Linked DNA regions of Homo sapiens: all the other regions are linked to region 3. A link is an interaction called in ENCODE POLR2A ChIA-PET data of the cell type or tissue named here. Cell type or tissue: HepG2. All regions are shown on one strand. Links, peaks and the distances in the headings refer to the core of each region. The heading gives the core; the rest is flanking DNA.

The links. Peaks named below come from ENCODE experiments on the same cell type or tissue, not always from the same donor. Only the 100,000 strongest peaks of a DNase experiment are listed, where the experiment ranks them.
Region 1: POLR2A ChIA-PET joins it to region 3 with 13 read pairs; 3 of 35 experiments call an interaction of 5 or more read pairs at or near these places.
Region 2: POLR2A ChIA-PET joins it to region 3 with 15 read pairs; 11 of 35 experiments call an interaction of 5 or more read pairs at or near these places.
Region 4: POLR2A ChIA-PET joins it to region 3 with 12 read pairs; 4 of 35 experiments call an interaction of 5 or more read pairs at or near these places.

Annotation. Positions count from the first base shown.
Region 1 is chr7:47,471,399-47,478,891 of GRCh38, forward strand. The region is part of intron 4 of TNS3 (tensin 3); the gene reads right to left. Among named protein-coding and RNA genes, the nearest start is that of SNORD151, 10 kb to the left of the region's middle. RefSeq lists an enhancer at 3,769-4,312 and a silencer at 4,187-4,246. In HepG2, for the core only: CTCF peaks have their summits at 3,785 and 4,088 (motif pointing right); DNase peaks (open chromatin) are centred at 3,923 and 4,383.
Region 2 is chr7:47,601,061-47,608,553 of GRCh38, forward strand. No RefSeq gene overlaps it. Among named protein-coding and RNA genes, the nearest start is that of LINC01447, 17 kb to the right of the region's middle. RefSeq lists an enhancer at 1-90. In HepG2, for the core only: no CTCF peak of the experiment used is centred there; DNase peaks (open chromatin) are centred at 4,071 and 5,811.
Region 3 is chr7:47,760,579-47,768,071 of GRCh38, forward strand. LINC00525 (long intergenic non-protein coding RNA 525) reads left to right here and starts at 898. Exons shown (of 3, transcript NR_038407.1): 1 at 898-935; 2 at 2,795-3,000; 3 at 5,251-6,194. In HepG2, for the core only: no CTCF peak of the experiment used is centred there; a DNase peak (open chromatin) is centred at 3,063; H3K4me3 peaks cover 401 bases.
Region 4 is chr7:47,630,806-47,638,298 of GRCh38, forward strand. No RefSeq gene overlaps it. Among named protein-coding and RNA genes, the nearest start is that of LINC01447, 13 kb to the left of the region's middle. RefSeq lists an enhancer at 3,870-4,581. In HepG2, for the core only: no CTCF peak of the experiment used is centred there; DNase peaks (open chromatin) are centred at 4,646 and 5,496; H3K4me3 peaks cover 1,830 bases.

The DNA.
Region 1 (7,493 bases), core at 842-5,841, 290 kb before region 3:
CAGCCGTCCTGGGTCCCACTCACCCATGGAGTCATTCAGGATGGAATGGAAGGGGGTCTTCCTTTCCAACCTTGGCTCCCACTGACTTAGTGCCTGACTCCTGCAGGCAGCTCCAGGGCACCCGCGGGCCCTGCCAGCCTTTCCTGGAAGAGCCCTGGGGTGACAGAAGCCTCACAATCCCGCCCAGTTCGAATGACAGTTCATCACCAGAAGCTCCTCTTTTAAACACGTTCCACTAACATCTTCTGCTGTTTATCTGCCCATTCTCAAAGTCTGCTCCATCTGAGCAGAATGCGGCAGTTTGGAGAAGGGGCCTCAGCCAGGCTTGCCCAGGAGCCACCTCCCCCTCGGGTGTCCACTGGGTACCAGCTCCTCGCGGCCCATGTCTTCACCCAGATGAGGCTGGAGAGGTGTGAGCCAAAAAGGATTTCCAGAAATGCCTGAGGAACAACTAATCAATATGAAAGAAGTGAAGGGATGCACCCCATTGTATTAATTTCCTAAGGCTGCTGTAAAGCACTACAAAGTGGTTGGCTTCAAACAAGGCATGTGTTCTCTCACAGACCCAGGGGCTGGAGGTCTGAAACCAAGGCGGCAGGCTGCGCTCCTTCTGAGAGCCCCAGGGAGGATCTGTCCCTGCCTCTTCCACCTTCTCAGGCTGCCACAATTGGTGAGGTTCCTTGGCTTGCAGACACGTGGCTCCAGCCTCTGCCTCTGTCATCACCTGGCTTTCTCCCTGTGTCTGCATCCTCTCCTCTTCTTACAAGAACCCAGTCATGGAAATCAGGCCCAATCTAATCCAGCATGACCTCATCTCTGTCATCATTCCAAATAAGGTCACATTCAGGGGTTTCAGGTGGACATGAATTTCGGGGGAACACAACTCAACCCCCTGTACCTCCCCTACAGATGGTTCTCTGGGATCCGTGAGAAGGAGGGAGGCCCCACTGCATGTTCCAGGTCGAATGTTCTCATAGCACGTCGTTTCCTTACCTGCAAGGCTAGGTGTCAGTGTCACTGGGAAAGGAGCCCATTGGCTTGCCCTCCTTCACTGGTACTCACTGTGTGTGCCCATCAAGAGAAAGGCACGTGCACAGGGATATAGGGAGAAACTTTCAAAGGGGTGAAATGCACAGAAAACTGAGAGCAGTCCAGGACTGTGGCCCTAAACTTGCTCCCTGGCAGCTCCCTACACACAGGCCTTATGGTTGATTCGCTTAAGCCACTCTCTAGGGACTAGAGGCGTCTAGACCAGAAGGCGCAGGTGAGCCATGGGAACAGGAAGTCCCAGCCCACATCTCAGCACATCTTCAGCCTGTCCTACTCCCTCCCACAGAGTAAATCCCGGACACTCCTGCTGGTCTGCACTTGCTCCAAAGCAACAGAGAACCAGCCTGCACTACATCCACACCCTCCCAGGGCTGAGGCCATGGGCAATGATGAGGCAGGACCCTGAGCCGTTGTTGTTCAGGACGCAGCAGCTGGGAGATGGGGGTGAGGGTCATCCCCAACAACGAAGCACCCTCCAGAGGGGCGCTGGGTGAGAAACAGACGGACTTACAGTGCTGGCCCCACCCCTTCCTCACCTTCTGCTGAGCGACCTCACGCGCATCCAGCCCTCCCAATCTGAGTGTGATCGCCCACGCAGCCCTCCTCCCACCCGACTGCTCAGCATCCACACCCATCGTCCTCCACCGTGCCCTGCCAATGCCCGAATGCTGTATGCACAGGCTAACTAAACACCACTCTGTGATGACTGAGTGTCAAGGTAAGATCTGGGGAATGCAGTATCGGTTTGTACTTTTATTTTTGGGTCTCACCTGACTTTTGCCAAAGCCACAGATGTTGAGTTTGGCTCTTCTGACCAAATGGAACACCTGGATGCTGATCTAACAGGATCCTTGAAACTCTTCTCTCTGCTTCCTGGAGATCAGAGAGATTAAGGAGCAAGAACATTTGCGTATATCCATTGACCTAATAGAACTCAATTTCACTGTGACTCTGGTCAAATATGTTTGCATGAAGACTCCTGATGAGACACACAGAATCTGGAAGGGGCAGCGGTGAATCCAGAAACCATGAGCACGCACACATACACGTGTAGGTGATCTTCAGCCGAGACTCTGCTGTGGTGTATAGACCCGTGTCTGTGTTTCTGAAGTTTACTGAGGGGTGGAAACAATCTATAAGCAGGAAATAACCACTGTCCAGTCAAATACCTGGACTTATGGGCCGTGAGGACAAGAAATGCATACCCAGAGACTTGTGGGAAGCCTTCTGTGACAACATGCATGCAGAAACCACTGCAGGCTGGGGCCGGCAGAACAGACCCACATAGGTCACCTGGATCCACTGTCCCAGATCACTGGATGCTCAGCTCACTAAGCCCCACACCCAGTAATTTACAGGTGGAAAGTGTGGGTGTTTTGTTGGAAATTTGCTTAATTTTTCAGTAAAATAAAATGGAGACCATTAAAGTGATTTCATTTATCTGAAGCTCCTCATCATCCATTTGGTCAGCATTCTTTCTGAAAGAATCAAATAGCTTCATGAGACTCCATCACGGTCACTGGGGCAGAGGCAGGGATGGCAGCACGTGACCTGCAAGACTTCCTGACAGTCACATCTGTCCTGTCCTTGTGTTGGTTGGTCTTGTTGCTCTGGTCACTTCCTCTGTCTGGCTTTCTGAGTTCAAGTAAAACATACTGAGCAAGTCTCAACACACACACACACACACACACACACACAACACACATAAAAAAACCTCACACACAACACCTCACACAACACACAAAACAGCACACAAAAAACACCTCACACACAACACACACAAAACACCTCACAAACAATACACATCACATACACAAAACACTTCACACACAACACACACACATAAACACACACAGCACACACACCTCACATAACCCACACAACACACACAAAACACCTCACAACACACACAAAACACTTCACACACAACACAACACATACACAAAATAAGCAACACATACACAAAACACAACACAAACAACACACACTACACATACAACACACACTGCAACACACACACAACACCTCACACAATACACACAACACAGACATGTACACACACACAACACAGGCATGTACACACACAACACACTTCAGCACAACACACACAGCACAACACACACACCTCACAACACACACAAGACACACCTCACACACAAAACACCTCACACACAACACTTCACACACAACACACACCACAACACACACAAAAAACACCTCACACACACAAAACACCTCACACATAATACACACAACACACACAGCACAGACATGTACACACACAACACACCTCAGCACAACACACAACACACAAAGCACAACACACACACCTCACACACAACACACAAAGCACAACACACACACCTCACACACAACACACACGACAGACACACCTCACACACAAAACACCTCACACACAACACTTCACACACAACACACACACCGCAACACACACAAAAAAAAACACCTCACACACACAGGTAACACCTCACACAATACAACACATGCAACACACACAAAACACTACACACACTGCAACGCACTCAAAGCACCTCACACGCAACACACAACACACACACCTCACACAACAGACAACAGACAACTCACACACAAAAACACACCTCACGTACAACACACACACTGCATCACACAACACACAAACACAACATACACACACAAAACACCTCACACACACCACAGACCACAGACACACGCATCTTGCACACAGAGCTGTGCAAAGGTGGAGTGTGAGCTCCAGCCTCAGGCTGAAATGTGAGCCCTGCAGTCACCTTGGAGGGAACTAGCCCACTGGCCTCGGGTGAGGTGAACCAAGAGAAGCACCGCCCTGATGACTCAGCCACTATTCTTACCCAACCCCTCTTCCAGGGCCACAGACCACAGTGGCCAAGGCCAAGCAAGAACAATCACAGCGTGAGTGCAGGCAGCTGGTGCGGGCTCGGGACCTGCCCGGAGCTGGATCAGGCACTGCCCTGAACCCTCCCACACCAGAGGCCGCCACCAGAAGGCGGAGACACCGGCCTCCTTCAAGGACAGTGGCCCCTCTGTAAACAGGCGGCACTTCCCCGGGGGGGGGGCCAGGCCCTCCCTGGACTCAGGCTGGCTGTGGGCTGCCCAGGAGGCCGGGCGGGGAAGTGGGTCCCATACATGGCCTCGGGGTGTCCTAGTGAAGGCTGCCCTGCACCTGAGGGCATCAAGATTTGCTGGTATGAATCAATCGCTTGCAGAGTGTATGAAGGTAAACACAGGATGGAAAAAAACAAGGACACTCTGCCCTTGAACTTCAATCAAAAGCTGTGGGGCCACCATTCGGACCACTGTTAGGCCGCAGCATCATGAAAAGATCCTGCAAACCTGCAACTACCAAGGACAGACTCGCATGCGCCCTTGTTCTGACCGTGGTGCCTCCAAGTCTGCAAATGCGGGATCACAGGAATCATCTACTGTGTCTGTCATCGGTGCCCTCACCCTCAGGAAGCAGGGGACACGCTCTGGAACTCATCAGACTGGTTCTCTCCATCAGGAGAACCAGATCAACAATGAATGGCACACAGCAAAGGCTGTGGGCACCAGAAGAACCGCACTGCCAACTCACCTTCACAGGACAACCAACCAGGCTCTTCCCCACACATCACGTGTCTTCCCTGTGTCACACTAGCACTGAGGATCTAAGCATGTTATTTCATTCGATCCTGGCAGTGACCCCAAGAAGAGCTGGTGGCGTCCTCATTTTACAGAAGAGGAAAGTGGAGCCCAGAAAAGTGAAAGAACTCCATTCAGGGCCACACAGCTCACCAGTGTCATACCCCGGATGGGACTCAACCCAACTCTAGTCCATGCTCACACCTACCACTACATTCTGTGCCTGTGTGCGCATGTGAGCACTGCGTGTACACATACACGTAGACTTACAGAGCAGCTGGACCACAGGCTGTGACTCCCCTGTAAGGAGCCCGGCCACCTCTCCCAGCCTTAGGGACAGTAGTTACCTGAACAATGGTGAAGCATTCTCTCTATGACCCAGAAGACCACAGCCCATAGAACGGTAATGTAAGCAGAAAGACACCAATTGTCCCTTTATAGTTCTAAAAGCCAGAGGTCCCAATGAGGCTATGCTGCAATAGCTTGCCTCTGACATCCCTCCAAAATCATCATTCTGCTCGACTCATGGAGACGTGGTGCATGCCCCTGATGCCTTAGTCTACACCCTCCATAATTTCCCACGTCGCACATTTTCTCTGCTGATTCTTGTTTCTTCCCACCTTCCAGAAAGGCACATGCCAATCATTGTGGTTTCCTTTTCACACTGGCTCCCAGGAAGCTCCAACCCTGTGTCCATGTAACATATGCCAAGTTGACATTCACAAAGGGAGGTTTGCCTCCCAGCTCCTTTCTCAACAATACTATGTGCCGATTTTGAGTCCATGAATTAATCTAACCTCACATCCCACTTTTGTAAGCTGCTGCAGTAAACAGAAGATTCTGCTACCAGGAATATGAAAACGAACATCACAGGTAAATAGCCACGGGTTCAATGCGCCACAATCACGGAAAAGGTTCCTTCTCCATTGTGTCTTAAATGCCCCGGGGAGCCACAAAGGCACCCTATGCCTGCAGACAAAGAACCCTCACACAGTATGTCATTAAGATGACAGACACCCTTACAGTCCTGTCCTGGGATGTCGGTAAGTATGGCTGGCAAGGCTCATCACTGCCTTCTTTCTGCCCTACCAGGGAATTAGGCCCAGGGGTTTCAAAACAATCATGCCCTCAGCCAGCACAACTCCAGGAATTTTGACAGACCCGGCAGCTCACCTCGATAAAACATGCTGGGATGAAGCTATTCTAGAACCTCTCCAAAGGGGTCATGCCCCTCAGGTTAGCTGCAGAGCAGAGGAGGGCCTGGGGGTGGGTACAAGTGCCAGGTAAACTCCAGGTGTGGGAGGGGCCGCCAGCACAGGACAGAGCAGAAGAGCAGCCAGGTCTAAGGGCAGGTCACAGAGGGGCCTGCAGGGGCACTGACACCCCAGAGAGCAGAAGCCCCTTAGTGTCTGGGTGATGTGGGAGTTTCTTCAGTTTTCTGAGCTCCAGCAGGTGAGGGAGGGCAGGGCATCTGAGACAGAATAGGTACTCAATGAATGGTAACAAAGAGAAAAACAAAAACAGCTATCAGGTGACCTGGCCAGGTGCCACAGGGCACAGTGACAACCCAGGTGACATCGGGGATGTCAGTATTATCTGAAAGCAATTCCATGCCCATCCAAAATGCCAAGGATCACAGTGCCAGAAGACTCAGCCCAGACAGGATCAGGAAAGAAAAAAAAGATTCTGTGCTTTCTGCCCTGAGAAGCCACACGGTGCAGGCGGAAACCCTCCTGCCCAAGCTCCGCTAAATGGGGGGGTCTGCTTCTACAAGGCCACCCAGCAGGGAGGCAGAAGAGTGCTCAGGCTGGGCTGGGCTGCCACGTCCATCCTTCCATTTACTCCTCCATGCCAGGAGGAAGACAGCACTGCCCTGTTTAGGGGAGAAAGCTCCATGCAAAATAAAGATGTGAGGGAACTGGGTGTCTTGGCATCAAAGGCCCTCTCATGACCCCACACCACCACACGGGGAGAGCAGCCCAGAAAGGCAGGCATTTGCCAAGGCCACCCCTGACTGCACGCCCACGGGCTGATCTCTGCCCCAGTTCCAGCCCACAGCCAGGATTCCCACACTTGAGCTGATCAGCCTTGCCAGAGGGTTTGTTAAAGCACCGATCGCAGGGCCCCAGCAATTCAGTACGTCTGGGCTGGGGCCTGAGAATGTGCATTTCTATAGGTCCCCAGGCAATGCTGAGGCTGTAGGTCCAGGGACCACACCTGGGGGCCAGCTGGTCAAGGCAAGTTGAAAAGGCCACAGAGAGCTTAGTACAGAGTGGACTCATGCATGTTCATCTCAGGGAAATACACACACACACACACACACACACATTCACATACACATAAACTGACATACATAATAAACACACACATCCATATGTTCACACACAGGTAACAATTACATTATCCACATATATATACCCTCAGATATATAACAACTACATTAAAAACCTACACACATTAATAATTACATACAAGATACATATATTCACATGTGTAACATTTATATACATAATATATGCATACAAACCTTCATATAAACAATTACATAACATATATACACTCACATATAAAGACTGCATACCTAATATACATATATATTCACATACATAACTCTCATATGTATGGCACATGTATGTATTCATGTGTTGACACATGTATAACATACATATTCATTTGTGTGCGTATAACAATTACATGTATAACATGCATGTATGTGTTCATGTACCAATAAAATTACATGCATAACATGCATGTCTATCCATATACATGTAACAACTACATGC
Region 2 (7,493 bases), core at 1,205-6,204, 160 kb before region 3:
CAGTGTCTTTTCTCCTGACTTGTTTTCTGACCATTCACCCTGGGTTCAGCTTGGAGCAGGGCCTGTGTATTTACTGCTGAGGCCACATTAACTCTTAGCAATGATTAAATTTTGACATCTCAAAACCACACTTCCGAATGTCCCCTTCAGAGGGATGCAATGATAACTCCTGCAGACCTTCAGCAAAGGGATATTACTTTTGTGCCCCCTTGGTCCCAGTGTAAAAGTGTTGACTGAAATTAAAAAGGGGAAGTGGTTGTAATTCACCAGGGCCTTTCCTCTTAAGTGGGTCTTGACTTTAATTTCCACCCTCAAGGTGAAGGGCAGAAGGTTTCTCTGCAATTTCACATTAGTTTAACAAATGGTTTAATGAGCACTAAAATCAGTGCTACCCTATGTTGCCCAACCCCAGGAAGAGTGATTCACATTGAATAGAATGTGGATGCTGCCTGTCCCTGGGATGGTGGGGTTCACAGCTTTGCCTAAGAAATCTGTTCAGTGTGTACATTAACACAATGCACGGGGGGAAGGTGATTCACACCAATTCATGGGGGAAGGTGATTCACACCAATGCATTGGGGAAGACATCAACCAGGGGAGGAGACGGCCACATAAGGAAAGAAGCATATTGTGATATGGAAGGTAAAACAGAGGTGCAGGGTGGCCTGGAGGAGGAAATGACTGACACTGAGAGGGGTTTAGGGATGTCCTCATGGAGATGGTGACATCTGAGCTGCATTTTGAGACCTCTGCCGAAATCAGTCATGTCACACTGTGTGATTCAGAGCCACCTGTGTGATTCAGAAGCAGCTGGTGAAAAACACCGTGAAGCTTCCCACTATGGAGAGACCCTCTGACGACAAACTCAGGCCCAACTGATGGCAGATCCTGCTCAGCACACATTTGACAAAGCAAAGTTCACCTTGTTAGAAGTTGACACCCCCCACCTGCTCCTGTGCAGAGGTCCTGCATTCTTACACCCTGGCCAGAAGAGGTGTCAGAGTGGGGCATGGACTCTGTAAGCTGCAAAAGAAGCTGCCTGGGAGGAGTCAGGCTGGAGGTCAGCTTCTACTTTAAATTCTCTATGGGACACTGGTAAAACTACAGCCAGGATTCAATTCCAAGAAGGTTATCAGAGAGACAATCCAAGGTTTAGGTGCAAAGATGTTCAGGGCAGCATTGTTTATAATTATGAGAAATATAACAATCAGAAAACATTTCCTGAGGACACTATGGTCAGGGAGCAGTTTCTGTGTTTTAAAGGAATAGCCTGCTGTGGTTTTGAATAGTTGTGTCCCCTCTAAAACTCATGTTGAAACGTAATCCCCAATGCAACAGTGTTAAGAGGTGTGGCCTAATTAGGAGGTGATTGAGTCATGAAGGCTCTGACAACCTGATGGGATTAGATGCCCTTAGGAAAAGCCCTGGTGGAGGGAGTAAGTTCCCTGGTTGGCCCCTTTGGTTCCTCCCACCTTGTAAGGACACCATGTTCCTCCCCTTGGTCGTATGCAGCAATAAGACACCATTTTGGAAGAGCAGACCAGGCTGTCCCCAGGCACTGAACCTGCTGCGACCTTAATCTTGGACTTTTCAGCCTCTAGAACTGTTGATAAAATACATTTCTGCTCTTTATAAATTATTCAGTCTCTGGTTTCTTGTTATAGCAGCACAAACAGTCAAAGACATAGCCTATTGAGACAGGAATTATAATTGTTCCCATTTCCCAGGCAGCAAAACAGGAACTCTAAGAGGGCAGGTTTGAACTCAACCTGCATGGGATTGGCAAGGTGAAAATGATGGCTTCAGGCCGGGAGCAGTGGCTCACGCCTGTAATCACAACAATTTGGGAGGCCAAGGTGGGCGGATCACCTGAGGTTAGGAATTCGAGACTAGCCTGGCCAACATGGTGAAACCCCTTCTCTACTAAAAAAAAAAAAAAAAAAAAATACAAAGATTAGCCGGGCATGGTAGTGCACACCTGTAGTCCCAGCTACTCAGGAGGCTGAGACAGGAGAATCTCTTGAACCCTGGAGGGGGAGGTTGCAGTGAGCAGAGATCGTGCCACTGCACTCCAGCTTGGGCGACAGAGCGATAATCTGTCTCAGGAAAAAATAAATAAAATAAAATGATGGCTTCAAAAAATTTTCTTAGAAGATTTTGCTCAAACAATCTAAAGTTATGCAGAAAAGACATGCTTACATAGATAAAAACATGCTTAGAAGGAACCTTGGGCAGTGGGCATGGTGGCTCACACCTGTAATCCCAGCATTTTGGGAGGCCGAGGCAGGCAGATCACAAGGTCAGGAGATTGAGACCATCCTGGCCAACATGGTGAAACCCCATCTCTACTAAAAATACAAAAATTAGCCAGGCGTGGTGGTGTGCACCTGCGGGAGGCTGAGGCAGGAGAATCACTTGAACCCAGGAGGCAGAGGTTGCAGTGAGCCAGTGAGAGGTGAAGCCAGCTGGATTTCCTGGGTTGAGTGGGGACTTGGACAACTTTTCTGTCCAGCTAAAGTATTGTAAACACACCAATCAGCCCTCAGTGTCTAGCTAAAGGATTGTAAACACACCAATCGGCACTCTGTAAAAATGCACCAATCAGCGCTCTGTGTCTAGCTAAAGGATTGTACACGCACCAATCACAGCTCTGTAAAATGGACTAACCAGTGCTCTGTAAAATGGACCCATCAGTGCTCCGTAAAATGGACCAATCAGCAGGACGTGGGTGGGGCCAAATAAGGGAATAAAAGCTGGCCACCAGAGCCAGCAGCAGCAACCTGCTCAGGTCCCCTTCCAGGCTGTAGAAGCTTTGTTCTTTTGCTCTTCACAATAAATCTTGCTGCTGTTCATTCTTTGGGTCCACACTACCTTTATGAGCTGTAACACTCACCATGAGGGTCTGTGGCTTCATTCCTGAAGTCAGTGAGACCACGAACCCACCAAGAGGAACAAACAACTCTGGACACGCCACCGTTAAGAGTTGTAACACTCACTGCGAAGGTCCGTGGCTTCACTTCTGAGGTCAGTGAGACCACGAACCCACCAGAAGGAAGAAACTCCGGACACATCTGAACATCTGAAGGAACAAACTTCGGACACATCTTTAAGAGCTGTAACACTCACTGCAAGGGTCTGCAGCTTCATTCTTGAAGTCATAGAGACCAAGAACCCACCAGAAAGAATAAATTCTGGACACATGGAGATCGTGCCATTGCACTCCAGCCTGGAGGCAGAGGGAGACTCTGTCTCGAAAAAAAAAAAAAGGAACCTTGCAAGAAGTAAACATGTTAATGGTGACAACCAGGATTGTCCCTTGGGGGTAGGATTACTGGCAATTGTTAAGGCACCTTAGACTTTTCCTTCATTTTCTAGTTTCCCACTGTGGGGTTACATTACTTTCATGATGTGAAAAACCCATGCTACTTGCCAATGACTTAAATTATATATTCGACTGGGCACAGTGGCTCACACCTCTAATCCCAACACTTTGGGAGGCTGTGGTGGGCAGATAGTTTGAGCCCAGGAGTTCAAGACCAACCTGGGCAATACAGTGAGACCCCATCTCTACAAAAAATGTAGAAACATCATCCACAAAATATGTAGAGACATCCTCATGCCGGTAGCCCAAGCTACTCAGGAAGCTGGGACAAGAGGTTCACTTGAGCCTGGGAGGCAGAGGTTACTGTGAGCCAAGATCGCACCACTGCTCTCCAGCCTGAGTGATAGAGCAAGACTCTGTCTCCAATAAATGAGTGAATGATATGTTCTTGCAGTATTGGACCTGTTGGCATCTAAATATCTCACCTCAAAGATTATAGAAGTGCTGTTCTGGATGTTGCTATCCCTGTGAAACCTTCTCCAACCCCCGCCCTCCCTCCTTGGCTTAATTGCGGATACTGTTTCCAAGTAAAGCAAATTTCATTTCTCCAAATTAAAGTGACATGAAGCAGGTTTTTCACCCTGGTCAGCCCTTGCCACATAGTTGGGATGCCAGAATTCTTTCAAATAGCATGGAAAGTCCCAAAGACCAAACTAGAGTTCAACCTCTAAGTAAATAACTTCTCTTGCCAACATTCCTTTCTGGGGTGAGCCTTCCAATTTTTTTCATGCAAGTCAGTCTGTAAACTCTGCACAGCCAGCCTGGTGAGGCCCTACAGTAAACAGCGCACCTCCACTCCATATACGTGATTAAGGAGCTGGGGTCCAGACCTCAAAGTGTCCTCAACATGCGTTCAGGAAGAGCCATTTGTTACCTATGGTAGACTGCTGAAGCTGATGGTGACTTACTTAGAAAGTAATGAAACAGGACAGGCGCAGTGGCTCACGCCTGTAATCCCAGCACTTTGGGAGGCCAAGGCAGGTGGATCTCCTGAGTTCAGGAGTTCGAGGCCAACCTGACCAACATGGTGAAACCCCGTCTTTACTAAAAATACAAAAATTAGCCAGGCATGGTGGCAGGCACCTGTAATCCCAGCTACTCGGGAGGGTGAGACATGAGAATAGCTTGAACCTGGGAGGCGAAGGTTGATTGCGCCATTGCACTCCAGCCTGGGCAACACAGCAAGACTCTGTCTCAAAAAAAATAAAAAATAAAAACAAAAGTAATGAAACAGGCCAGGTGCAGTGGCTCAGGCCTATAATCCCGGCAGTTTGGGAGACCGAGGCAGGTGGATCACGAGGTCAGGAGATTGAGACCATCCTGGCCAACATGACTTTTTTTTGAGACAAAGAAAGAGAGAGAGAGAGAGAGGGAGGCAGGGAGGGAGGGAGGGAGAAAGAAAGAAATGAAAGAAAAGAAAGAGAAAGAAAGAGAAAGTAATGAAATAGCAGAGGCAAAGTGATGTCTCCAGCAATGGGGTTCTCATTCCCTTTCCTACTGATGCCTGTACTACTCTGGTTAAAAAGAGTAAACTCACTCACAACCCTGGGCCCTCCATCCTGTGTGCTGCAATGGAGTGAAAGTTTGGAAATTCCAACTAAGAAATTAAACATTGAGCAAAGAGTCTGCTTTCTCCAGTATTGGGTATAAAGTCAAATGGCATTAGGGCTGAGGGCCTCGTATGGCATCTTTGCCTGGGTGGACTGGCTGGTGCAGTGAGTTCAGGGTACAGAAGGCACTGAGGAGCCAATGCAATCTGGGGTCTGGGGTCAGTAGGACAGGGCTTGTCAAAAGTACGAACATTAAGAGGGTTCTGTGGCAGGGGTGGGGTAAGGGAAGACTCCGAAGGCTGGAGCAGAAGCATTGGCAGCAGCGCCGTGACTGGGCCAGTCAGCTTTATTCTCTGCTGGCTGTTGGTACTCTGGCTGAATATGAACAAGCCTGGGACACTGGTGCTGACTGGTCACAGTTGCGATGGTCAGACAGTCAATACCTGCGGGTAAAGCCTGTCTCTGATTAAGATGGAGACTGCTAGGCTAGGATTCCTCCCCAGGCTCCTCTTGTCTGTCATCTGCTTATGAACTTTCTAAATTTGGCCCGGCACAGTGGCTCACGCCTGTAATCCCAGCACTTTGGGAGGCCAAGGCGGGTGGATCATGAAGTCAGGAGTTCGAGACCAGCCTGGCCAACATGGCGAAACCTCGTCTCTGCTAAAAATACAAAAATTAGCCAGCTGTGGTGGCAGGCGCCCGTAATCCCGGCTACTCCAGAGGCTGAGGCAGGAGAACTGCTTGAGCCTGGGAGGTGGAGGTTGCAGTGAGCAGAGATTGCGCCACTGCACTCCAGCCTTGGTGACAGACCAAACTCTATCTCAAAAACAAACAAACAAAAAAAATTTCTACATTTATAAATGGTGTTTTAAAAAGAAAAAGAAACCTGGAACATTGCTATGGGCTGAGTTGCGCCTCCTAAAATCCCAAGGTTGATGTCCCAACCACAGTGCCTTAGTGTGTGACTGAATGTGAGATAGGATCTTTAAAGAGGTAATTAAGGCCAGGCTTGGTGGCTCACGCCTGTAATCCCAGCATTTTGGGAGGCTGAGGCAGGCAGATCATGAGGTCAGGAGATTGAGACCAGCCTGACCAACATGGTGAAACCCCGTGTCTACTAAAATACAAAAAATTAGCCAGGCGTGGTGGGGTGTGCCTGTAGTCCCAGCTACTCCGGAGGCTGAGGCAGGGGAATTGCTTGAACCCGGGAGGTGGAGGTTGCAGTGAGCTGAGATTGCTCCACTGCACTCCAGCCTGGCGACAGAGTGAGACTCTGTCTCAAAAAATAAATAAATAAATAAAAATAAGGAGGTAATTAAAGTTTAATGAGGTCATTAGGGTGGGCCCTAATGTAATATGACTGGTGTCTTTAAAACAAGAGGACATTAGGACACAGATACACACAGAGGGACAACACCTGGGGAAGGTGGCATCTACAAGCCCAGGAGACAGGCCCCAGAAGAAACCAACTCGGCCCATACCTGGATCTCAGACTTTCAGCTTCCAAAACTGAGAATAAACTTATACTGTTCAAGCTTCCCTGTCTGCAGTATTTCCTTTTTTTTTTTTTTTTTTTGAGACAGAGTCTCACTGTGTCGCCCAGGCTGGAGTGCAGTAGTGCAGTCTTGACTCACTGCAACCTCCACCTCCCGGGTTCAAGCAATTCTCCTGTCTCAGCCTCCTGAGTGGCTGGGACTGTAGGTGCTCACCACCACACCTGGCTAATTTTTGTATTTTTAGTAGAGATAGGGTTTCACCATATGGGTCAGACTGGTCTCAAACTCCTGACCTCAGGTGATCCACCCACCTCGCCTCTCAAAGTGCTGGGATTACAAGCCTGAGCCGCCACATCCTGCCTGTAGTATTTTCTTACTGCAACTTAGCAAGCTACAATATGAAGCAAAAATACAGACATGAAGCATGAAGTATACATTTGCTTTAATTATCTATGTATGCTCTATGCCACATCTGCCATGTACTACTTTAAAGCCATGTACAGGCCTGTACAGGGACACTCAGCACAGTGTCACATATGTAGATCTAAGCACCTGAGTCATTTTCAAGGACACTTGCTTTTGGGGTCCCAGAGCCTAGGACAGTCATTTGAATCTGCTGTACACACGTTCTCAAAAACACCCACCCCAAGTGGTGTGTTTACTGATCATGCCATCTCAGAGTGAATGTCACCGCCAACCTAACCAGAGATACACAGCGAGTGCCCTCCAGGAAGGTCCTTAACCTTTCCAGCATCCTTAGATGATCTGTTCTTGCTCCATCAAACAAGTGAGCAGAGGAATGTGGCCCTCAGAACAATTGCATCCAGGGAGCGAAGACTGAATCTGGTCTCAGGCAGGGTAAAGATTTGTCTCCGCCTCACTCTCCCTGAGTGGTCAGAAAGCGGCCCTGTGATGGTGAGCAGTCTAAAGGTGGAGGTGCGTGCAAGTGCCCGGTGTGAGCAGGTCAGCCCCGCGCTGGTCAGCTCTTCACTGACTCCCTCCACTGCAGATCTGGAAGTGTGGGTGCTGTACTCAGACAGGAATGTCATCAAGCCGAAGAGCACC
Region 3 (7,493 bases), core at 862-5,861:
TTTTTGTGGGTACACAGTAGGGGTATATATTTATGGGGTACGTGGGATGTTTTAATACAGGCATGCAATGTGAAATAGGCACATCATGAAGAATGGGGTATCCATACCCTCAAGCATTTATTCTTTGTGGTATAAACAATCCAATTATACTTTTAATTATTTTAAAATGTACACTTAAATTATTATTGACTATAGTCTCCCTGTCGTGCTATCAAATAGTAGGTATTATTCATTCTTCTATTTTTTTTTTTGGTACCCATGAACCATTCCCACCTTATCTCCCCAGTCCTCTACTATCCTTTTCAGCCTCTGGTAATCATCCTTCCTATTCTCTATGTCCATGATTTCAATGGTTTCGATTTTTAGATCCCACAAATAAGTGAGAACATGTGATGTTTGTCTTTCTGTGCCTGGCTTATTTCACTTAACATAATGTCCTCCAGTTTCGTTCCATCCATGTTGTTGCAAATGACAGGATCTCATTCTTTTTATGGCTGAATAGTACTCCATTGTGTATATGTACCACATTTTCTTTATCTGTTCATCTGTTGATGGACTGTAAATTTGCTTCTAAGTCTTAGCTATTGTGAACAGTGCTGCAACAAACATGGGAGTGCAGATATCTCTTCAATATACTGATTTCCTTCCTTTTGGGTATAGACCCAGCACTGGGATTGCTGGATCATATGCTAGTTCTATTTTTAGTTTTTTGAGGAACCTCCCAACTGTTCTCCATAGTGGTTGTACTAATTTACATTCCCACTAACAATATACTAGTGTTCCCTTTTCTCCACATCCTCACCAGCATTTGTTATTGCCTGTCTTTTGGATAAAAGCCATTTTAACTGGGGTGAGATATCTCATTGTAGTTTTGATTTGCATTTCTCTGATGATCAGTGACGATGACCACCTTTTCATATGCCTGTTTGCCATTTGTAAGTCTTCTTTTGAGAAATATCTATTCATTTCTGATTTTTTATTTGGATTACTAGATTTTGATTTCTGATTGGATTACTAGATGTTTTCCTGTTGAGTTGTTTGAGCTCCTTATATATTCTGGTTATTAATTCCTTGTCAGATGGGTAGTTTGCAAATATTTTCTCCCATTCTGTGGGTTGTTTCTTCACTTTAAGAAGATCATTAATTGCCTTAATCATTCTAAAAAGTGATTTGGCAAATAAGGGTTGAATTGTGTCCCCCAAAATGTCTATGTCCAAGTCCTAACCCCTAGTACCTCAGAATGCAACTGCATTTGGAAACAGGGTTTTTGAAAATGTGATCAAATTAAAATGAGGTTATACTAGAGTAGAGTGGGCATGTAATCCAATATGACTCATCCAATATGACCGGTGTCCTTATAAAGAAGAGGAGATTTGGCTGGGCATGGTGGCTCATGCCTGTAATCCCAGCACTTTGGGAGGCCGAGGTGGGTGGATCACCTGAGGTCAGGAGTTCAAGACCAGTCTGGCCAACATGGAGAAACCCTATCTCTACTAAAAATACAAGAAAAAAAAATAGCTGGGCATGGTGGCAGGCACCTGTAATCCCAGCTACTTGGGAGGCTAAGGCAGCAGAATCGCTTGAACCCGGGAGGCAGAGGTTGCAGTGAGCCGAGATTGCGCCATTGCACTCCAGGCTGGGCAACAAGAGTGAAACTCCATCTCAAAAAAAAAATTAATAAATACATAAAAAATAATAAAAAGGGGAAATTTGGACCCAGACATGCCTGGAGGGAAGATGATGGGAAGAGACACAGAGAGAAGATGGTTGTCCTCAAGCCAAGGAGAGAGGCCTGCAACAGATTCTCCTTCAGCCTTTAGAAGGAACAACACTGCCAACACCTTGATCTTAGACTTCTGTCCTCCAGAAATTGTGAGACAATGCATTTTTGTTGTTTAAGGCAACCAATTTGTGGAACTTTGTTCTGGCAGCCCTAGCAAATGAATACAACAAAATATATACTGTATTGAGAACCTTAATATTGGCAATACCATTTGCACAGGAACTCCTTGCCTTTGGTTGCCACCTAAGAAATCATGCATATGGACATGGAATTACACATAAAGTATATTTAGCTAGTTTTTCTTCAACATGCTATTGCAGGAGGACAATTCAAAAATCTTTCCAACTCCCACCTGATTTCTGAAGGTTCTCTGGGAGCCTGCGCATCAGCCATCAAAACACACTTGTCACATTTTTCTTTCCTTTTGGCCTCCTTTAGTGAAGTCAGCTGCCTGAGGCTGGGCGGAGGTGCTCAGCACTCCCTCTGGTTTGTGGGGGGCTGGGGTGGGTCACACTTATTCTACTGGATATCACTGTTCCTGGGCCCTGCCACCACTCTCAGCCCTGGTGCTGTGGATTCTGTTCATGAGAGGGGCTGAAGTCAAGCCTCCCTCTCAGGCCCAGATCTGAGTCTACAGGTCAGCCGGGGCTGGGGCCTCACGGTAGCAGGTGGTGACAGAGGACATGTCATTGTCGCAGTCACTGAGGACACTGGTTCTCATAGCCCAGCCTCTGTGCCTGGACCTCAGCTATAGGCCTGGCCCCATTGTGCTCTCCCTGATGAGAATCTCCAGGCCTTGAGCTACCTGACTCTTCCCAGTTGGCCAGACACATCCCAGTGAATGATCATCATCCTGCTCTCATCTCATAGCCAGCTGATCAGTCTGTTCACCCTCCACCTACTCAAGTACAGAGTGACACACCCCAAGCAACAATCGCATGAGAAATTCTACCACCTGGGGAGGGCAGAACTGGGACAGACTTCTTTCATTTTCTGATCTGCTTTTGCCAGATGTCCTCTGTAGCAAGAGGCAGGACAAACAGTGAGGACTGCACCAACACTCACCGGGTGACCCCTTTGCTTTGGAAACTTACTCAGGGTGAAAGGAATTCCGATTTTAAACAGCATCTCTTTGTGTGGCCTGTTTGAGGCACCACACAGAGCTTGCTGGAGCAGCTCTGTTGACCGCTGACCCTTGGCCTGCTAACTGAAACAAGGTGAGTATTTCTAAGGCTGTCGTGGCCACGGGAGGACCGGAGAATAAATGTGGACCTATTTACATTCTCTTTTCCCTGAAGGTGATAAATGGCTTCCCCCATCCAAACCAGGCCCCTCTAGGGCCTTTATTTGCTATTCTGGTTTTAAAAGGCAGACGGAGAATGTATTGAGTTATCTTTCAACTGTTTACTAGCAGAAGGGCAAAGATCAGATTACCAGCTCAGAGTGATTCATCTTTTCTCCCAAATCAAAGCCATATGTACACAGAGTCTGTGTACACATTAGTTCATTTCATTCATTCATCTAGGTCAGGAGAGGGAGACCTGGGACAAAGGTCCCGCAGAAAGAGATGGAGGCATCAGGCCACAGACAGTGAGCAGCATGGGTTTTTCTCTGCCTCCACATTAGGACTTTAATGTTTTTTTTTTTTGTTTAAAAAAAACAAAACTGCCTGATTTCCTGTCAGGCCAACTAATGATGTTTTTTCCCCAGGTTTCTGGTATAGAGGATGTTTTAATTTGAGAGAAGTTTCCACCTACAAAAACACATATTTGTCCGGGCATGGTGGCTCACGCCTGTAATCCCAGCACTTTGGGAGGCTGAGGCAGGAGGATCATGAGGTCAAGAGATCTAGACCATCCTGGCCAACATGGCGAAACCCCGTCTCTACTAAAAATAAAAAAATTAGCTGGGCATGGTGGCGCATGACTGTAGTCCCAGCTACTTGGGAGGCTGAGGCAGGAGAATCTCTTGAACCCCGAGTTCAGAGTCAGTCAGTTGAGATCGCGCCACTGCATTTTAGCCTGGTGACAGAGCGAGACTCCGTCTCAAAAAAACAAAAACAAAAAACCACATTTATACCTTTGGAAACATTAAGCCTCCAACTGTGAGAACGAAGATTCATATTTAAAGGGAAATGTGAGGTAATTCTGTGAATCTTAGACAGATTGATGGTACAAAATGGGAAGCGCCACCATCACTGATATTCTGAAATTATGGTTGACTGCAAATATCCAGAAAAGCATAAAAACAACATAATGAACGCCTATATTCTCACACACAAAACTGTAACATTTTGGCAGATTTTCATCAGCTCTTTTTCCTTAAGAAACAACACACACAAGGATCATGGAAGCCTCTCCATGCTTCCCACCCTGTCCTTAAACTGATGTTTTTCATCCCCAGAATGACGCTACATTAATGCTACAGATGAATGGCTCCATAAACTATATATAGCAAAGTATTGAACTTTTGTTGATTACATCAGTCTCTAACAAGCTTTTTTCACTGAACATTATGTTTTTGCAATTTGATAATGCCAACAGATGTAGCTACATCCATTTAACTAGTGTATTGCATTTTATTGTTACCAAACCGAACTTGGGTCCACCCATCCTGGCACAGCAAAGCCAAACACTGACAGTGGGATTTGCAGTGAAAAAAGTGAGGCATTTATAACAGGGCACCAAGCAAGGAGAACCGGATAGCTCTCGCCTAGGACCTAAACTCCCGAATGGCTTGAGTGTAAGGGTTTTTAAAGGTGGGAAGGCAGAAGTTACATGCAAAGTCATAAATCAATACATGGAGGTCTTACATTGGTTTGGCCAAAAAAGGTGGGATATCTTGAAGTGTGGGGCGAGGCACAGGTCATGGGTAGATTCAAAGATTTTCTGATTTGCGAATTGGTTAAGGGAGTGAAACTTTGTCTAAAGCCTAGGGGTCCACAGAAAGGAATGCTGAGCTCCGACCTGTAGGCATGACTTCCTCCAGGCCACTCAGGAAGAAATTCAGAACAAAAAATGGCAGTCAGAGTTCAGTCCCCAGTTCCTCTGTTATCTAAGGTCTATGTGCCAGCAGATGTCATTTTCCATTTGGTGGGAGTCCAGGTTTTTTGAAAACAACTCAGGGATATATATTAAGATGTTGTCTTTAGTTTCTATGGGGAACCAAACATTTGGTGGCTCTAACTTCCTCGGCTATTGTCTTCAGCTATTGTTACCTCCTTGCTTATCAGGTTGCTCACTTACTCCTCAGGGCTAGCTAGGTGCCCGGAATTTCCCTCAAAGGAACTCAAGATTTTTCTTTATTTCCATGCTTGGTTGGGAAGAGTGGCAGGCCCCTCAAAGGGATCCCTGCTCTGTCTCCATTTCACATGAATCATACAATTTAATCATGATGATGATAATGGATATTTGGGTGGCTTCTGTCAAGAACTGTGAAGAGGCTGACATTTCACTCACTACTTACAGATTCACAAGTGAGGCTGCTGCCCCAGTTTCATGGATGCTGGCAGAAGACTTAAGATTTCTGAATCAGAGACAGAAGACTTCATTTATTTGTCACAGCTAAAGCAATGGCCAGTGTCAGTGTATTTGCACTGGTGCCTCAAGCCCTGATGCCCACGGGGTGATGCAGAGACCCTATGACTCCCGCACATGCATTGGGTCAAGTCACAGTAGAGGACCACTGAGCTGGGCACCATGTGGACCTATAGCAGGCAGCAGGCAAGCCCTCTCCTTTGAGGTTCCTCCCTGCAACTACGACCCCGAAAAATGGATCCAGTAAAGAAGAGTCAAGGCTTTATAGTCTTGGTGCACCCAGTAAGACCTGTAGGAGAACAGGAAGCCTGTGGAGGACTGTTTCTTCCAAAAGTTTCCAAGTGTTAGCTCTTACACATGTATAAACAACACTGCAATTTGTCTCCTTGCACCGTACATCCACGAAGCAGATTTGCTTCTTGCCAAATTATTTCCCTCAGTGATTTCAGGAACTGACAATTCCCAGTCGCATATAGGAATTTTCTTGCGTCTTCTTTTCCTGACTAACTCTTGCGTTGTCAGACACTTTCATTTGTGCTAAGCTGATAAGTATCAAACGATGATGCAGGCTATTCATTATGTGTGTCCTTGATTACTGATGAGTTTGAGCAATTGTCATTTGTTGGACTGATCGTTCAATTTCCTCTTCGGTCCTTGGCCTTTTCATATATTTTGCCTTTTCTTGTAGGTGTGTCCTTTTCAAATTGATTTTTTTGGTGTTTTTGGTATATCCTGTGTACTAATTCTTTGTCATTTATATGCATTAATAATATCTCCTTTCACTGTGTGGCTTGTCTTCTCAATTTGTTTTTGGGTTTTTGTTTCAGAGAACATTTTATAAGCTTTAAATAATAAAGTTTATTTATTTTTAATTATTTTGATTTTGCTTTTGCATCTTGTTTAAGAAACCCTGTCCTACTTATAAATAAGGCCATAATTATTATTCTTTATTTATTTATTTATTTATTTATTTATTTATTTATTTATTTATTTTGAGACAGAGTCTCGCTCTGTTGCCCAGGCTGGAGTGCAGTGGCGTGATCTCGGCTCACTGCAGCCTCTGCCTCCCAGGTTGAAGTGACTCTCCTGCCTCAGCCTCCTGAGTAGCTGGGACCACAGGCACACGACACCCTACCTGGCTAATTTTGTATTTTTAGTAGAGATGGGGTTTCACCATGTTGGCCAGGGTGGTCTCAATCTCCTGACCTCATGATCTACCTGCCTCAGCCTCCCAAAGTGCCTTATTTTTCTTTTTAAAATATAAAACTTACGCCAGGTGCGGTGGCTCACTCCTGTAATCCCAGCACTGTGGGAGGCCGAAGCAGGTGGATCACCTGAGGTCAGGAGTTTGAGGCCAGCCTGACCAATATGGTGAAACCCCGTCTCTACTAAAAATACAAAATTAGTGGGCATGGTGGCGGGCATCTGTAATCCCAACTACTCCGGAGGCTGAGGCAGAATTGCTCGAACCCAGGAAGTGCTGGTTGCAGTGAGCCAAGATAGTGCCACTGCACTCCAGTCTAGGCAACAAGAGTAAAACTCCGTCTCAAAAAAAAAAAAAAAAAAAAAAAAAGAAAAGAAAGACAAAAAAGAAAAAGAAAAAAATATGAAAGTTTTGCATTTTTCATTTAGGTCATCAATACATGGGGAACTTAACCTCTTATGCAGGGTGAGGTATGAATCTAATTTATTTTTACATGTGGACAACCAGTTGTCTCATCAACTTTCGGTGGATGCTCCTTCCTTCCCTGCGGACATGTAAAATATTCATTCCGTCGTATCATATATCACCTTGCCAGTTGCTCAGGCTGAAAACCTTGGGGCTATCCAGACTCTCTTGTGCCTGACATCCAGTCCATTAGCAAATCCTGACAGCTCTACCTTAAAACAGACTTTCTGAAGCCAGCCCATTCATCATCCCCTCCAACACTGCCACTCAGGGCCAAACCACTGCCACCTTTTGCCTGGACTACTCTATGGCCTCCTAATTAGTTTACCCCTTCATCTCTTGCTCCCCTACAGTTTTTTGTCTACACAGCAACAGAGTTATGTCTTTTTTCTTTTCTCTTTTTTTTGAGAAGGAGTTTCACTTTTGTTGTCCACGCTGGTGTGCAATGGCACAATCTCATCTTACTGCAACCTCCACCTCCTGGGTTCAAGTGATTCTCCTGCCT
Region 4 (7,493 bases), core at 1,719-6,718, 130 kb before region 3:
TGTCTGTGTGTTAATTTTTAACAAAAAATGTGAAAATTTAAAAATAAGACTTTAAAAATAGAAAAAAGCTTATTTAATAAGGATATTAAAAAGAGAAAATATTTTTGTACAGCTATAAATTGTGTTTGCATTTTAAGCCAGATGTTATTTTAAAAAGTCAAAAAGCTAAAAAATGTAAAAGTTTATAAAGTAAAAAAGTTACAGGAAGCTAAGTTTAATTTATAATTGAAGAAAGAAAATTTAAAAATAAATTTAGGCCAGGTACAGTGGCTCACGCCTGTAATCCCAGCACTTTGGGAGGCTGAAGCGGGTGGATCGTCAGAGGTCAGGAGTTCAAGACCAGCCTGGCCAATATGGCAAAAATCCATCTCTACTAAAAATACAAAAAGTAGCCCAGTGTGGTGGCACACACCTGTAATCCCAGCTACTTGGGAGGCTGAGGTGGGAGAATTGCTTGAGCCAGGGAGGTGGAGGTTGCAGTGAGCCGAGATTGCGCCACTGCACTCCAGCCTGAGTAACAGAGCGAGACTCCATCTCAAAATAAATAAATAAAATTAAATGTATTGTAGACTAAGTGCAGTGTTTATAGAGTTTACAAAGGTGTACAGTAATGTCTTAGACCTTCACATTCACTCACCACTCACTCACTGCCTCACCCAGAGCAGCCTTCAGTCCTACAAGCTTCATTCCTGACAATGCCCTATCCAGGTGGACCATTTTTTTTTTATCTTTTGTATACTGTAACTTTACTGTACTTTTTCTATGCTTAGATAGGTCCAGATACACAAATACTTACACTATGTTACAATTGCCTATAGTATACAGTACCAGAACACGTTGGACAGGCTTGTAGCCTAGGAGCAATCTGCTGTCCGGTGTAGCCTAGGTGAGTAGGAGGCTCCACCACCTCGGTTTGTGTAAGTGCACTCCATGACCGCACAATGACAAAATCTCAGAACGTATCCCCGCCATGAAGTGGTGCATCACTGCACACATAGGCCACATATGCACCCGGGCTGGACTTTCAGTAAGCACCTGCCCCCTTGTGCTAGTGTCTGAGGAGACTCAGCATGCTGAAATGTCCCGCAGTGAAGGGGAAATGTGGAATGAGGGACACCGGCATGTGCGATGGGCAAGAACCAGCTTGGAGCTGGTTCGGCCACCAGGCACTGGCTCGGGGCAGCTGAGCAGGCCCTTAACTAGCTCGCCTTCCTGCAGGCATCTTTTGCACACCTGCTGTGTGCCGGGTGCTGGTTGAAGATGCAACCTCTGACCTTTAGGGATTGCAAGCTTGAGCTCGGTGGGGACACAGATGATAGATAAATAACACAGTGTGATAACCATCTGGTCAGGGATGGAACCTGATGAGGAAGAAGTGACTGGAATCCTCCTGGGCTGGAAGGTGGGGGAGCTTTTATGTCTGCAGTCTCTTTGGGTAGGGAAGAAAATGAAGCAGGGGAGGCCTTCCTGTAAGGGGAGTCAGTCCAGGGTGTCAGGGGGTGGGTGGGAGAGGAACCTGGGAAGGCTGCAGGGCTGCACACTGTGCGTGGGGCAGTGGAGGCTCAGAATTTGGCACCCTGGGTGATGTCCAGCCATCAGAGTGTTTGAGGTGGGGGCAGTGCTTCAATCAGATGAATATTTTAGGAAGAACAGGCTGAAGGCAGCCATGTGGGGCTGGGGCAGGATGGGGGCCTGGGAGGGGACATAAGGTTGGGGCTGAGAGGCCCTCTGACGGGGGCTGGGAAGGGAAGGAAACAGAGAAGGAAGTGATGGTGAAATGAGGTTCTGTAGGAACTTTGGGCTCGTATAGCAATCCCCACTCTTGGCGCCTGTAGTCCCAGCTACTTGGGAGGCTGAGGCAGGAGGATGGCATGAACCCGGGAGGCAGAGCTTGCAGTGAGCCGAGATCATGCCACTGCACTCCAGCCTGGGCAACAGAGTGAGACTCCGTCTCAAAAACAACAACAAAAAAAGAAATCACCACTCTTGTGTATGTCAAAACACTCTCCTAAACATACATGTTTCCCCACGTCCTCTGACCTTCCCCACCAAACTGTAAAAGGCATCAACACAATCTTAGTAGATAGAGAAGGAGAGAAGTAAGCAGGCATCTTTCGAAGTCTTCTTATGTGCTAGACACTGTGGTGGCAGATTCCAGCGTTCCTTTAATTCAACTTTACAACAAACCTGTGCAGTGTGGCCTGTATGCCCACTCCACGGATGAGGACACAAGGTTAGGTTAAGAGAGGTGCAAGGGCAGAGTGGGAGAGGGGCCATTTAAGCCAGTTCTGCCATGCTCGAACACTGGGAACTCCAGGCTCAGCAGTCACTGCATGAGGAAGAGGGGACAGTGGACAAACGCGGCAGGAGCCCCCAGCCTCTGAGCAACAGCAGAGTATCCTGCGCTGACAATATCTGAATGTCACATACTCTTTCTTTTTTTTTTTTTTTTTTTTTGAGATGGAGTCTTGCTCTGTTGCCCAGGCTGGAGTGCAGTAGCGCTATCGCGGCTCACTGCAAGCTCCGCCTCCCAGGTTCATGCCATTTTCCTGCTTCAGCCTCCCGATGTCACATACTCTTACAAGACAAAGCTCACAGTGAGGGGGGCAGGAGGGACTTCCACTGCTGGGGTCTGCTTTCCCTGCTTAGCGCCCTCACCTCCTCTTGAGCTTCCAACCTTCCGTCTCAGGCTTGTTCTCTCCAAGATGGTAAAACAGAGCTTTCTGTTTGTTTGTTTGTTTTTGAGACAGAGTCTCACTTTGTCACCCAGGCTGGAGTGCAGTGGCACTATCTTGGCTCACTGCAACCTCCACCTCCCAGATTCAAGTGATTTTCCTGCCTCAGCCTCCCAAGTAGCTGGGATTACAAATGTGCACCACCATGCCCAGCTAATTTTGTATTTTCAGTAGAGACAGGGTTTCACCATGTTGGCCAAGCTGGTCTCGAACTCCTGACCTCAAGTGATCCACCCGCCTTGGCCTCCCAAAGGGCTGGGATTACAGGCTTGAGCCAACACACCCGGCCTGTCTGCTTGTTTTTAACAGACATGTTTGCCTCTTCTTTTTTAAAAAAAGCAACACCACCCCCAACCCCAAATAAATCTCAAGAAAGAAAAAGACCTTGATCAATGACTCTTTTTCCTTTAATTTTAATGGAATGCATAAGGTTTAAAGTCAGAGAGAGGAGGGTTGGAAGCTTGGTCCATCTGGTACTTGCAGTGTAAACTTGGACAGGGAATCTCATCTCTAGTTTCCTCTTCTGTGAAATCGAGATAATCCTACCTTCTTCACAAGGTAACAACACAGATTAAACAAGATGATGAATATAAAATGCTTGGTCCCAGCCCTAGCTCATTGTACACAGCTGCTCCACATAAAGTATTGAAGTTACTATCATTGCTATTAACTCTGACTCTCTCTGGTCCTACAAGTGCTCCTTAAGGAGGCTCCTTTAGGATGACAGGGACTGTGTCCAAGGCTGAAGTTCTGCCTGTCCAAGGCTGGGCTAAGCCACCAGTCTGGTCAGTTCAGTGGGTGGTTACAGGGTTAGGGGCTTTGCTGGGATGAGTAGTCAGTTTACCTAAGTGTGCAATCAGTTCATCTTGCCAGGTCAGACATGCCAGCTACTGCTGAAAGTATGTGTATTTAAAGATTGTCTGAGTCTGCTCCAGCTGCCATAACAAAATACCACAGATGGCTTCAACAACTGAAATTTATTTCTCACAGTTCTGGAGGCCAGAAGTCCAGGACCAGGGTGCCAGCATGGTTGGGTCCTGGTGAGGACTCTCTTCCTGGCCTACAGACGTCCGCCTTCTTACTGTGTCCTCACATGGCTTTTCTTCTTCTGCCCTGGTTGGGAGAGGGGGAGAAAGAGAGAGGGCGGGGAGATCCCTTTCCTCTTTTTCTCCTTGTAATCCTGTGGTGGGTAGTCCCACCCTCTTGACCTCATCTAACCCCAATCACCCCCAAAGGCTCCATCTCCAGACACCATCTCATTCAGGATTAGGGCTTCAGCATGTGAGTTACGAGGGGACCACAAACATTCAATATTGGGTATCCTATTTCCCAAGAACGAATAGTCTTCAGGGGAGTGAGTGTTGAGATAGAATGACTTTTGCTTGGAGGCTCTCTGCCCCTCTTAGGGGGCTGCATGGATTCTCCATGGGCGCTGTTGCCCATGCATCTTCTCTGTGCAGCTTCCTGTGCCTGACTGTTTAGACCTCACCGCAATCCCGCATGTTGGTGCTGTTATGACCCCCCTTCTGCCAGGAGGAGAGCAGCTCAGGGAGAACTGGCGTGCCCAGACGACACAGCTAGGACGGGGCGGGGGCTTAATGGAGCCCAGAGCTCTGCGTGCAAGTCCAGGCTCATCCCCACCTGCTCCTCCACTCCCAGAGAGCCCCAGCCTCTCGTGGTGCGCTGGACGAACCTGTGCTGCTGCAGCTGGTGGCGGGTGTACTTCTGGGCGTGAACTTCACGCTCACTGGGAGCAGCCCATGCACCGGCCCCCTCGGTGCGCTCAGGTCTCAGGTGCCTCCGGGAAAGAGGAGAAGGCAGCTGTCTCTGCGCTGTCCCTGAGCCTGATGCCTGTCTGGAATCCTACTGATGAACTGTGAGGACCAGGCTGGCAGCAGCCAGCTCATTAGGTCTTGTCCTCTGAGAAACGCCTGGCAGAGGGCGGGGCAGCCGGCCAGGAGCAGCGCTGGGAGGAGGGTGTTTGTTTTTGACACAGAAGAGCTGGAGAACACTGCCATTCGTGAGCTGACCTGGAAATGCTGGCGGCCCCTTGGCAAGGGAGCTGAAAAGGGCAGCCCCCTCTGTGGAAGGTGGTCGAGGGGTGGTGCTGGGTTGTCTGAGAAGACATGGGCTGGGCCTAGGTGAGACTGAGCAGAGCGTGGGAGCCCAGGGAAAGGTTCAGGGCCAGGACAGGGAAGGAGGGAGGGGAAGAGGGAGGGAAGACAGGAGAGAGAGGAGAGGGAAGCAGGGGGGAAAGGAGAGATGGGGGAGAAGAGAGGGGAGAAGGAAAGAAGAGGAGGGAGGAAGGAAAGGAGAAGAGGAGTGAAGGAGGGAGAAAGGAGACAGGAGGAGAGGAAGAAGTGAGGGAAGGAGAGAAGGGAGTAGGGAGAAGAGGGGAGAAGGGGAGAAGGGAGGAAAGGGAAGACGGAGGGGAAAAGAGGAAGGGAGGAAGCAGGGGCACCCCAGAAAGGGCCAGACACTCTCCAAAGTTACAGCATCCTCACAGCATGCCCCCTGAGAAGGCAGCATTCATGCCATTTTGTTTAAGTGAAGAAACAGGAATGAGTGCCAGAAATGGGACCTGGGCCGAGTTGGTCACAGCCAAACAGAGAGCAACTGGGTGGCCCATGGGTGCATCCAGCCTGTACCCGTGGTTTGGCCTGTGGTATTTTTGCATTTGTTTTCAGTTGAGTTCGTTGCCAGCCTTTAAACATCAGGAGACTTTACACAAAACCAGGGACTGTTGGCTTCTTTTTCCACACAGGCCCTTCTGGACCCACAGAGTCCACATTCCCCAAAGTGAAAGCTGCCTGGCCTCTGGGGGTGCACTGGGTCCAGCACCCACAGGTGAAAGTGAAGTCAGCCAGTGCCCCGTCCTGGAAGCCTCTGGATTAACTGCGCAGAGTGGTCAAGGTCTCGGGGACTTTCCCCATTGCTGGGGGGTCGGGGGAGGGGATCCCCTTACAAACACCTCCAGGCCAGGTGCTTGGCTCTAAGGCAGGAACGCTTTTCTGTGTCTTGGCTCCCGGGCTGGGGACAGACAGGGAGCCCGTGAGTTTGTTGGCTGGAGTCACCCTTGACTGTCATCCTCGGGCTGCATCTGAAGGGAAATGGGGCTTTTAACAAAGTCAGTCATCCAAGAAAAACAACGCCAGATAATTTTGAGGCTAAAGAGCAGCCCTCTGCTCCCATCCCTGCCTGATTCTTTCTAGGGCAGGACGTTTGCTTTATTTTTTCATGGCGATGTCAAGCAGAAACATTTTCCAGGTCCTGGCAGCCCAGTGGTATGGAAGGCGTCTTCCTTCCCGCCCTGGCATTAGCTATGGCTGTCACTTACAGCAAAATGAGACACTCTGCGACTGTCTGACTGCCTCCAGGCGCTGGCTGCATTTGTGCAGGATTTGGGGCCTGGGCAGGCTCAGCCGACTCAGAAGAGCCTGTTTAAAAATGAACTCTTTTATGTTCGAAAGTTTCAAAAATAGAAGGAGCCAAGTTTAGAGATGGAGATGCCATTTAAATGTCTATGGTTACGAGTGCTGTGGGTGGTGGCCTCCCAGCCTCCCTGGGCCGCGCCTGCTCCCCATGGGCCACAACACCACCCCCCCTCCTCCAGCCGCTGCATTTTCTTCTATTCCCAACTGTGCGCCACAGAACTTTTACAGTTATTCACAAAGGAAACCTCATAGTAACAAACACATTTCAGAAACCTAAACCTGGTGCAGGAAAGCAAACGGCCAACATTTATTTAATTTTATATCTTAACATGCATGGTATACTATATTCAATCATCTCCCCTCTATCTTCTAAATGATGAGAACCTCTCAACACATAGAAAATGTATAATAAGGCCAGGCGCAGTGGCTCATGCCTGTAATCCCAGCACTTTGGGGGGCCGAGGCGGGTGGATCACGAGGTCAGGAGTTTGAGACCAGCCTGGCCAATATCGTGAAACCCCGTCCCTACTAAAAATACAAAAATTAGCTGGGCATGGTGGCCCAGGCATGGTGCCTGTAGTCCCAGCTGCGTGGGAGGCTGAGGCAGGAGAATTGCTTGAACCCAGGAGGCGGAGGTTGGAGTGAGCGGAGATTGTGCCACTGCACTCCAGCCTGGGTGACAGAGCAAGACTCCGTCTCAAAAAACAAAACAAAACAAACAAACAAAAAATATTTAATAATAGCACAGCATGCACCATTATATGTCCTACCTAGATTCTGTAATCAGTAACATTTTACCGTTTTTTCTTTTTTGCTATTTTCTTTTTTCTTCTGAACTGCTTGAAACTAAACTACTGAGTTATGATGCTACAGACCTAAGTATTTCAACACACCTCTCCTGAAAGTAAAGACTTTCTTTTTTTTTTTTTTTAAGACAGGGTTTTTCTCTGTTGCCCTCTGTTGCTCGGTTCACTGCAGCCTCTACCTCTGGGGCTCAAGCAATCCTCTCACCTCAGTCTCCTGAGTAGCTGGAACTACACGTGTGCGCCACCACGCCTAGCTAATTTTTGTTCATTTTTTGTAAAGACAAGGTCTTACTATGTTGCCCAGGCTGGTCTCGAACTCCTGGGCTCAAGGCATCCTCTTGCCTCAGCCTCCCAAACTGCTGGGATTCCAGGTGTGAACCACTGCACCAGGACAAGACATTCTTTCACATAGCCAAAATAACATCATCCTACGCAAACGATCAACCATACTTCCCTAGGATTATCTACTATCCTGCCATATGCAGATGTCCCCAATGGCCCCCAAAATGTCTATTACA